Regions from separate parts of the Homo sapiens genome. Here region 1 is linked to region 2. A link is an interaction called in ENCODE POLR2A ChIA-PET data of the cell type or tissue named here. Cell type or tissue: A673. All regions are shown on one strand. Links, peaks and the distances in the headings refer to the core of each region. The heading gives the core; the rest is flanking DNA. Region 1 overlaps LOC124904860 (a long non-coding RNA gene). Region 2 overlaps PDYN-AS1 (PDYN antisense RNA 1).

What was found. ChIA-PET counts read pairs that join two places held together with the same protein. Peaks named below come from ENCODE experiments on the same cell type or tissue, not always from the same donor. Only the 100,000 strongest peaks of a DNase experiment are listed, where the experiment ranks them.
Region 1: POLR2A ChIA-PET joins it to region 2 with 8 read pairs; 1 of 35 experiments calls an interaction of 5 or more read pairs at or near these places.

What each region holds. Positions count from the first base shown.
Region 1 is chr20:2,232,787-2,238,168 of GRCh38, reverse strand. LOC124904860 (a long non-coding RNA gene) reads right to left here. Exons shown (of 2, transcript XR_007067501.1): 2 at 1,515-1,749. Among named protein-coding and RNA genes, the nearest start is that of LINC03086, 29 kb to the right of the region's middle. In A673, for the core only: a CTCF peak has its summit at 1,014; a DNase peak (open chromatin) is centred at 3,148.
Region 2 is chr20:1,957,072-1,962,453 of GRCh38, reverse strand. The region is part of intron 2 of PDYN-AS1 (PDYN antisense RNA 1); the gene reads right to left. Among named protein-coding and RNA genes, the nearest start is that of PDYN-AS1, 13 kb to the right of the region's middle. In A673, for the core only: no CTCF peak of the experiment used is centred there; a DNase peak (open chromatin) is centred at 3,073; H3K27ac peaks cover 2,385 bases.

The DNA.
Region 1 (5,382 bases), core at 277-5,276, 280 kb before region 2:
CAGGAGAATCGCTTGAACCTGGGAGGCAGAGGGTGCAGTGAGCCCGTAGTTCTAGCTACTGAGGAGGCTGAGGTGGGAGGATTGCTGGAGCCCAGAAGGACGAGGCTACAATGAGTCGTGATTGTGCCACTACACACCAGCCTGGGTGACAGAATGAGACCACTGTCTCAAGAGGAAGGGAGGGAGGGAGGGAGAGAGGGGGGAAAGAAGGAAGGAAGGAAGGAAGGAAGGAAAGAAAGAAAGAAAGAAAGAAAGAAAGAAAGAAAGAAAGAAAGAAAGAAAGAAAGAAAGAAAGAAAGAGGAGTGAGCACATGGAAAGAACCTGGTTCCTGGATGGAATCATTCCTGAGCTGCCACCCCAGCCCTAGACTGCCTGTCCCCACACTTCTTGTTGCATGAAATAAAAGAATCCCTCTTTGGTTCAGCCAAATAGCAGCACTTCTCTTATATGCAGCTGAACACAATTGTGAATGGCTCATGGGCCTTGAAAAAGTCTTGGGATTTCAACAAACAGAGGCAGAAGACAGTGTCAGGAAACGCTCAAGACAGGGAAAGCTGGGGGCATGTTCTTGACAAAGCAGGCGGAGCAGATAGGGAGGTCAGAAGAGACGTTGTGATAGGGACAGAAGACCAGGGAGGCTCAGAGGATGGATGTGGATTTCATTCTGAAAGCAGGGAAGAATTGCTGGGGGAAGTGAGCAGTGCTGTTCTTGGGGAGTTGACGCTAGTTCCTTGGCACCGAGTGAGCCTTGGGCCCCCGGATGAGCAGGCAGGGCAGCTACTGAGGAGCCTGGAGTGAGAGTGGGTGGCCTATTTCATTCCAATCTGCTGTGCTTGTATTACATTCCTGTTAGCTTAGTATCTGCACAGAACACCAGGGACCGCAGTACCGCAAACTCTTTGGCATTCTGAAGGCCCTGCTCTCGCTGTGTCACTTTCCTCCCACTGGCAATTACCAGACTGGCAAACCGCAGCCAGCCGAACCTCGCCCTCTGGCTTCCAAAGCGTGCCCTGCTTTGACTGCAGCATGTTGTAAGCCACAAACATCTTCGCCAAGAAATGATTAGAGAAGGAAGCTATGAGAAAACAAATGTGTATAAAAATAAGACATGGTCTTGAGTCATTGATAGGAAAATGGAAGCGGAAAAGATATCCAACCCAGAATGGCCTTCAACAAGTTCAGGGACCCACAGGCAGCTACAAGGAAGGAAGTGTTCCCTGGTTTCGTCTTTTTGTGTGAACGGATTCTCTGATTTTGATACTTGAGCCTCAGAGGCAGGTGATGCAATGGGAAAATACAATATTGTTCCCAGTCTGCCCCTGACTACCTGTTTGAGCTCACAAAACAAAACAAAACACCTACCACTCTCTAGACTTTAATCTCCCCACCTACCCACCTTGACACTGAGAGGATTGGACCAGAGAAATCAAAGCCTCATCCTCCTCAAAAACGTTCCGGCCCCCATCTCCCTGCGCAGCCAGCAGTGTCCCGGCTCTCTGCCCATCTAACATACCAGGCCTCATGTTGCATGTGTTTGACTCTGTCCCGAGTCCCCAGCTAGTTCCTCGAGGACAAGAATCCTGTTTTCCCCGCAGTCAGTACACATAGCAGAAACTCAATACATCTTGACTGAATGGATTCGTGGGCTGCACAGTTGTTTCTTGATAAAGGTTTCAGGACGGAAGCGGAGATGCTGTCAGGGCAGGAAATGGCACGTCAGTGACACTCCCAGGCTCTAGGCAAATCAGCTGGAAGAGAGAATGGAGCTAAGTTCGTGCAATTTATCAACAACTATATTCCATAGAATTAACCCACCAGATGTTTTCACCTTCCGCGAAAAAAAAAAAAAAAAAAAGCGCTCTGGTCAAAAAAGATTAAGAAATTTACTAACCGAATCCCACGTTCCACTCATTCCTCTATGGACATGAGCCTAGAAAAGGCTCTAAGATATCTGTTTACTTTTATGTAACCTAGAATTTCCCAAACCTAGGGAACCTGTGTTCGGAAAATGCCCATAAACTGCATGAACGCAGTTTGAGAAGCACTGGTTTAGTGTGAATGGTTTCTACAGTGAAGTTTTTATTTACAAACCATGTTGGGGTCTGTGAAAAGCCCCTTTAGGGCCAAAAATCACTGGTCACTGCATAATCAAATAGACAGACAGATATAATAATTCAGATTATTATTATAATAATTATGTTATTATTATAATTATTATCTCATTCAGTTAACACCTATTCAACAGCAACTGATTGTCTAGTATGCATCCCACACAAGGGATATGAGGATAAATAAGACAGGGTCCTCTCTGCAAAAGAGCACGTCCCTAAAGGGGAGGAGAAAGTACAGAATATTGTGCTGAGTACTGTAAGCAGATGTTATGGGAAGGCAGAAGAAGGTACCTGGGAGAATCATGGAAACTAGACCTTGAGTAATAAAAATAATAACATTAACAACAATACCTTCATCAAGTGCTAACCACGTACCAAACACTGTTCTAAGCACTTTACGTATATTAACCCACTTATACCTCATAACAGTCTTACCAGTTACTTTCAGTACCTACATTTTACAATGAGATCATTGAGTCTCAGAGAGGCTAAGTAACTTGCCCGAGATCACACAGCTAGAAATATGACATGGTCAGGATTCAAACCCAGGCAGTCTGGCTCCAAAGTCCATACTTTTCAGCAGTAGGCTGTACTTACTGCCTTTTGGGATGAGTAGTAAGTATACCAGATGGAAAAGGACAGAAACCTTCCAGGCAAAGGGAATAGGAAAAATAGCAAGTAGTTCTACGTGCATCAAACGTGGACTCTCAAATCTATGCCAGTAGGCTCTGGCTGTATCCTGTGGACTTGGGTGCTCAGATCTTTCCACTGATGTCCTTCAGGCAAGAAAGGAAAACATGAGCCTTTAGGGGAATCTGGAAGTGTAGCTTGAAAAAACCTCCACAAATTTCTTTTGAAGTCTCCCACCACCATCTGAAAAATGCATGAGAATTCTATATTTGACACCATAATAGAATTGTGTTGACTCCATATAAAACATTTTAACCACTTAGCAGTTCAATTAACATTTTTACATAGAACTCCAGGAACACATGCCATTATTTCTCTTGAGGCCTCGGGTATCCCTGGCAACCTGCTTGCATCCATGACTCCCCAGCTGGAGGCCTAGCTGTAAACAGCAGGAAGTCATTTAAGATGCCTGAGCCAGGGACGGACCCAGCACATTTGCGTTTTCAAAAGGTGACTCTTCAGAATAGCAGGAACCTAGGAATAACTTAAATATCCATCAAGAGAAACTGGTTAAATAAATACGTTCATCCACTGGAATACTACAGTGCTCTAACAGAATGAGAGACCAGCATTTACAGATGAGAAAAGCTCTCTAAGGTAACATAGTCAATGAAAAGAGCCGAGTGCAGACCAGTGTGTACAGTGGATTCCCACTTGTGTGTGAGGTGTGGAAAGCATGTATGTTTTAAGGATATGCTTTTACAGGCAGAGAAAACTTGTAGAAGGAGAGACAACAAATGTCAACAGTAAGGATCTCTGGGGAAGGGAACCACGAGAGAACTTACATTTTTTGTTGTTTTTGAGACGGAGTCTCACTTTGCTACCCAGGCTGGAGTGCAGTGTAGCGATCTGGTCTCATAGAACCTCTCGGGTTCAAGTGATTCTCGTGCCTCAGCCTCCTGAGTAACTTGGACTACAGGCACCCACCACCACACTCAGCTAATTTTTGTATTTTTAGTAGAGATGGAGTTTTGTCATGTTGACCAGGCTAGTCTCAAACTCCTGATGTCAGGTGATCCGCCCCCCTTAGCCCCCCGAAGTGCTGTGATTACAGGCGTGAGCCACCACTCCCAGCTGAGAACTTACTTTTTATTGCATATCTTTCAGTACTGTTTGGATTTCTACCATGTGCATTTATTACTTTTTAAATAAAAGAAACAGTTTGGCCGGGCGCAGTGGCTCACGCCTGTAATCCCAGCACTTTGGGAGGCCGAGGCAGGCAGATCACCTGAGATCAGGAGTTCAAGGCCAGCCTGGCCAACGTGGTGAAATCCCATCTCTACTAAAAAAAATAATAATAATAATACGAAAATTAGCCGAGCGTGGTGCCACGCACCTGTAATCCCAGCTACTCGGGAGGCTGAGGCAGGAGAATCGCTTGAACCCAGGTGGCAGAGGTTGCAGTGAGCTGAGATCACGCCATTGCACTCTAGCCTGGGCAGCAAGAGTGAAACTCCGTCTAAAAAAAATAAATAAATAGTTTAGTGAATCTCAGAAAGTTAAAAAGTAGTTTTTAAGAAAAAGGAAAACTGAGAAAAAAACTGCTAGCTTTACAGCATAGATGATGAGTGGGGAAAAAAGAGTGATTCTAGTTGTCCCTTGGTATGTGCAGAGAGCGGGTGAAGGGAGGAATTGGTTCCAGGACCCCTATGGGTATCAAAATCCATGGATGCTCAAGTCCCTTGTATAAAATGGCATGGGATTTGCATACAATCTACACACAGCCTCTCCTGCATTTTAAATCATCTCTAGTTCACATATAATTCTTAATACAATGTAAACTATGTAAATAGTTGCTATACTATATTTTTAAAATTTGTATAATTTTTAATTGTATTGTTATTTAATTTTCTTTTTTAAAAAATACTTTTATATTAAAAATAATTTTTTATCTTAACCCAACATAGATATATTGTTATTTTTGAATGTGTTTTATTTTTCAAAGATTTTTGATCCAAAATTGGTTGAATCTGTGGGTGTGGTGTGGAACTTGCAGATACAGAGACCAATTATATAGAGAAAGACCCATTACTGGCAGGGCAAGTTAGCTCACATCTGTAATCCCAGCACTTTGGGAGGCCGAGGCAGGCGGATCACCTGAGGTCAGAGGTTCGAGACCAGCCTGGGTGACATGGTGAAAACCCGTCTCTATTAAAAATACAAAAAATTAGCCGGGCGTGGTGGCAGGTACCTGTAATCCCAGCTACTTGGTAGGCTGAGGCAGGAGAATCTCTTGAACCCTGCAGGCAGAGGTTGCAGTGAGCCGTAATCGCACCATTGCACTCCAGCCTGGGCAACAAGAACAAAACTCCTCTCCAAAAAAAAAAAAAAAAAAAGAGAAAGGCCTATTACAAAGCCACTGTCCTACAGCAAGATGACAAAATTGAACCAAGGAAGTGGCAGTAGGGCTAAGGAAGAAAACCGAGAGATATTTAAGCAGTAAAAACTCTAGGACTCGGCAACTCGTTAAGTTGCGGGGGGTATAACAGAGGTAGACGTTAAGAATAAATTCGGCAATAGGAGAGACGGGGGAGCTGTTCACTAGGAACATGTGTGCAAAAGAAACAGCCAGAATGTGGG
Region 2 (5,382 bases), core at 219-5,218:
AGCACAGACCTCCCCAGCTTCCACGCCTCCCCCATGTCTGATAGGTCTCCAGGCCCTGCCCCTTTCACCTCTTCATCACCTCCTCCTTGTCAGCCAGACAGATATTTACCTAACTCTGACCCCCATTAGGCCAGCCTCTCCCTACCAGCCCTGTCTCTCACTTCTCTTCCTCTAGCGGCTTCCCCCAGACCCCACATGCCCATTCCTCTGCCTCCAGAGTAGCCTCTCTGAAGCTCCAATATCCTCATGCCATCCACCTGCATAAAATCCTTTAAGGATACCTTGTTCCAGGCCAGGGAGTCAAGTCCAAACTCCCTGGCCAGGCATACAGATTCTTTATCATCTGGCACATGCTATTTCTCCAGGCTTGTCTGGCTCTTACATCCTCACGTGTACTATCCTTGCAGACCAGAGCCCCAGACATTCCCAACACATCCCACTTCTACTCACTTTTGCCACCTTGTAACTGTTGGAACTTTGCCTGTGGTGGCCTTCCCTGCCTTGTCCCCCGAGAAGACTCTTGCTCATCCTTCCAAACCTGGTTGGGTGCATCCATCAGACCTTGTCAGGATTGCTATTTTACCAGTCATCATATTTCATTGCATATCTGTCTGTCTCCCTTCACTAGACCGCAAGCCCCTGGGAGACACAAGCCTTTTCACAGTCTTCACTGCTTTCTCAGTGTCTAAAACAGTGCCTGACACACAGAAGGTACTCACTCAATAAGCATTCTATGGACAAATGAATGAATGAACGAAATATCTCTATGGATGTCTGGGTCCTCTGAGATTGTGTGTCCAGCCTGGCCGCTTATCCTGCCATGGGAGAAGCTCTGCAGACATTGGACAAAGTCTCACATGACATCAAGTGGGGAAAACAATCTGGTTGCTTGGCATTTAGGGCTGGTTTCCAAGCATTTGTCTTGACAGGGAGATCCTGTCTGTAATGCTGGCTGGCAGATCACTGTCCTGAGGGTGGGATGGGCCGCCCAGAGGTTACCCAGCTGCTAGGATTATGGTAGTCAGGTGAACTCCGGAATCAGAGCCAGTGATCTCGGGGAGAAGGTGGTGGTGAATGAAGACTCATTCAGAGGTGCTAGCAGCTGCTGTCTGAGATTAATTCAGTGCTGCTGTGCATTGACATTCCATAGTACATGTTGGGAAGTCTCCACTCTCTACTCCTGGCATAAAGCGTCCTGACTTCCATTTTGGCCCACAGAGAAGGGACCACATGTCTAAGAGGCAACAAAATGAGATGCTAGAGCACAGCTGCCAGGGCTGCCCACCCCCACCTCTGTCTAGGAGATGACCTCGGCAAGTTCCAATCCGATAATTTCTGCCTCTTTAATTTGGGTGTTTAGACCATTTACATTTAAGGTGATAATTGATATGGTTGGGTTTAAATCCACCATGTTGCTATTTATTTTCTGTTTCCCCCATTTGTTATTTGTTTCTTTTTTGTTCTGCTTCTTTTTTAGATTAATATTTTTTATGATTCCATTTTATCTCTTTTGTTGGCTTATTAGCTATAATTCTTTGTTGAATTATTTTAGCAGTTGTTTTGGAGTTTATAATACACATCTCTAACCTATCACAGTCTGCTTTCAGATGATATTATACCACTTCACATACAGAATCAGAACCTTACAACATTATACTCCCATTTCTCCCCTGTTGGCCTTTGTATTGTTTTTGTTATACATAGTATTGCTTCATATATTATAAACTCCACAGTACACTGTTGTTATTTTTGCTTTAAATAGTCAAATTTGTTTTTAAAGTGATTTTTAAAGTAAGAGAAAAGAGGGGTTTTATTTGCCCATAGTTGTCATTTCCAGTGCTCTTCATTCCTTTGTGTAGAGTCAGACTCCCATCTGGTATCTTTTTTTTTTTTTTTTTTTGCCTAAAGGACTTATCAACACTTTTTTTCTATACAGGTATGCTGGTGATGAATTCTTCCTGCCTTTGGATATCTGAAAACATCTTTAGTTTGATTTTTTTTTTTTTTTTTTTTTTGAGACAGGTTCTCATTCTGTCACTCAGGCTGGAATGCAGTGGCATGATCTTGGCTCACTACAGCCTTGATCTCCCCAGGCTCAGGTGATTCTCCCATCTCAGCCCCTGAGTAGTTGGGACTACAGGCATGTGTCACCATGCCCGGCTAATTTGTGTGTGTGTGTGTTTTTTGTAGAGATGGGGTTTTGCCACGTTGCCCAGGCTTTCATTTTTAAAAAGACATGTTTGCTGGATGTAGAATTCTAGGTTGACTTTATTTTTCTCTGAGCATTTTAAGGATGCTACTCTACTGTCTTCTTACTTGCATTGTTTCTTTTGAGAAATCTGATGCCGGCCTTATATTTGTTCATGTGTATATATAACCTGGGTTTTTTATTTTCTGGCTGCCTTTAAGGTTTTTAGTTTATGTCTAGTTTTGAGTAATTTGATTATAATGGCCCTTGGTGTCATTTGCTTAATGTTGTGAGAGTCTCAAGTATAATCTCGTAAGGCAAAGTGGTATAATATCAGTCGGAAGTAGAAGGTAGAGACTGTGATGAATTAATGTGCTTGGGGTTCACTGGGTTTCTTCAGTCTGTGAATTTTGTTTACATCAAATTTGGCAAATTTTCAACCATTATTTCTCCTTCAAGCTCTCTCATATATATATATATATATATTTGATCTATATATACACACACATATATACACATATGTATATATTTATCTGCTTATAAATATGTCTATCTGCTTATACACATACCTATGTGTGAGGGTGTGTGTGTTGTGTGTTGTGTGTATATGTATATTATACTGGAAGTTGTCCCACATTTTGCTGATACTCTGTTCATTTTTTTTTTTCAGTCTTTTTTTTCTCTATGGTTCATTCTGGATAGTTTCTCTTGCTATATATTTAATTTCACTAATCTTTTTTATACGAGCCTTTTTGCTGTCTTCCATATCACAATTTAGTAACTCAGTCCTTCCTCTAGTTTCCTGAACCTATGAAATACAGCTATAATCATGGTTTTAATGTCTTTATTTATCAGTTCTATCATTTGTGTCATTTCCGGGTCAGTTTCCAATGATCAAATTTTCTCCTCATTAATGGATTGAATTTCCTTGCTTCTTTGCATGCCTGGCAATTTTTTTAATGGATACCAGACACTGAATTTACATCATCATGTGCTAGGTTTTTTTGTGTGTGTTTCTATAAATATGTTTGATTTTTTTTTTTCTGGGACACAGTCAAGTTCCTTGGAATTAGTTTAATCTTTGCTTTTAAACATTTTTAGATGGAACCATATCCATGTTTAGAGCAAATTTTGTCCAGCTACTAAGGAAGAAACCTTGTGAATCCTCTGCCTAAAGCCCTGTGAGATTTTTCACTCTGGCTCCTAAGAACAGAGACTATTCCCAGCCCTGTGGGGGAACCTGGGGTTGTTCCCTCTAATCTAATCAGGTGGTTCTTTGCTCCTCAGGTAGGTTTCATACATGCACATGCTCATTAGTACTCAGAAGACAGGAGGGGCTCTCTGCTGATCGCCAGAGGTCACCTGTGCTCTTGAACCTGCTCCTCCCCACAAGCTCTCTTCTCAGTGATACTCTGCCCTGTGAACTCCAGACACCTTGGCCTCTGGATTAATGCGTTTGCATTGCTACAACAAAAATACCCAAGTCTGGGTAATTTATAAAGAACAGAAATTTATTTCTCATGGTTCTAGAGGCTGGGAAGTTCAAGATCAAGATGCCAGTGTTGGATGTCTAGTGAGAGCTGTTCTCTGCTTCCAAGATGACGCCTTCAATGCTGTGTCCTCCAGAGGGGAGAAATGCCATGTCCTTATATGGCAGAGGGCAGAAGGGCAAAAGGATAGACTACCTTCATGAAGCCCTTTTATAACAACATTAATCCATTCATGAGGGCAGAGTCCTCATGACTAAACACCTTCCAAAAGGCCCCATCTCCCAACACTATTGCATTAGGGGTTAGGTTTCAACATAAATTTAATTTTTTTTTTTTTTTGGAGATAGGGTTTTGCTCTGTTAACCAGGCTGGAGTGCAGCGGTATAACCATGCCTCATTGCAGCCTTAGTCTCCTAGACTCAAGTGTTCCTCCCACCTCAGCCTCCTGAGTAGCTGGGACTACAGGTGTGCATCACCATGCCTGGCTATTTAAAAAAATTTTATTTTGTAGAGATGGGGTCTCACTATGTTGTACAGGCTTATTTTGAACGCCTGGCCTCAAGCAATCCTCCTGCCTTGGCCTCCCAAAGTGTTGGGATTAAGGGCGTGAGCCACTGTATCCAGCCTCAACATAATTTTTTACAGGGGACAAAAACATTCTAACCATAGCAGCCACCCAGCTCCATCTCTTCAACTCAGGAAGACCCCCGGGCCCTACCTGGACTCCCTGTCCTGTGCCGTGGCCTGAAAACTCTCTCCAGATAGTAAGCAGAGGCAATTGCTAGGCTCTCTTTTGTTTTCTCTCTCTCAGGGATCACGGTTCTGTGTTGCCTGATGTCCAATGTCTTGAAAACTGTTGATTCATATGTTTTCCCCAGATTTTTTTGTTTCAGCTAAGAGGATAAACCCATTCTCTGTTATTCCACCTTGACCAGAAGGAGAAGTCAGTGAATGAACCCAGATCTCTTCTAGAGGAACAAATATATTTCCAGGGGTTTAAGTTGGGCAACCAGGATCTATTGGTCTAAGCCATCCTAATTCCTCTACTAAATTTTTTTTTCAAAAATACTGGATGCACCAAACAAGACCTTCTATATGCCATATTTGGCCCTTGGGCTGCAATTGTGAGAATCCTGGAAACAGGAAACTTTACTTGTTTCCAGGTATTTTTTACCTGTCATTTTAACTAGTTTAAGCCTAAAAATAGTCTTTGCATATTACTGTCCAAAGCTAGGAGTTGAAAGAAACAGGATTTGAACCCAGGTCCTCTCTGACTTCAAAGATACCATCATTTCCTTCATTAGATTCCTACCCCATTGTTTTCATTTGCACTGTTATATTTCACATTATTTTGTGTGTATTCTCCCACCCCACCACCCTGCACTTTGAGACTTCCTTGTCTTTGCATCCTCTAAGTTTAGCAGAGGGCCTGACCTGTAAGAGATGTTGAGAGAATTTTTGTGGAACAAATAACTTCTCTCCTTCTGTTTGCTCTCTTAATGTTTCATCCTCCTCTAGTCCACACCCATCTATTAAATGGGAGGTATGTTACCAGCAGCACAGGTGGGATTTAAATCAAGCAGCTGCTACCTGTGAGATGATGCCTCTGCTACTACAAGAGACCTGCCAAGACACAGAGTTCATTCATTGAGGAGAAAAGGGCTGGTTAACATTCTGTAAACACAAGCTTTGAGGGATTTTAAA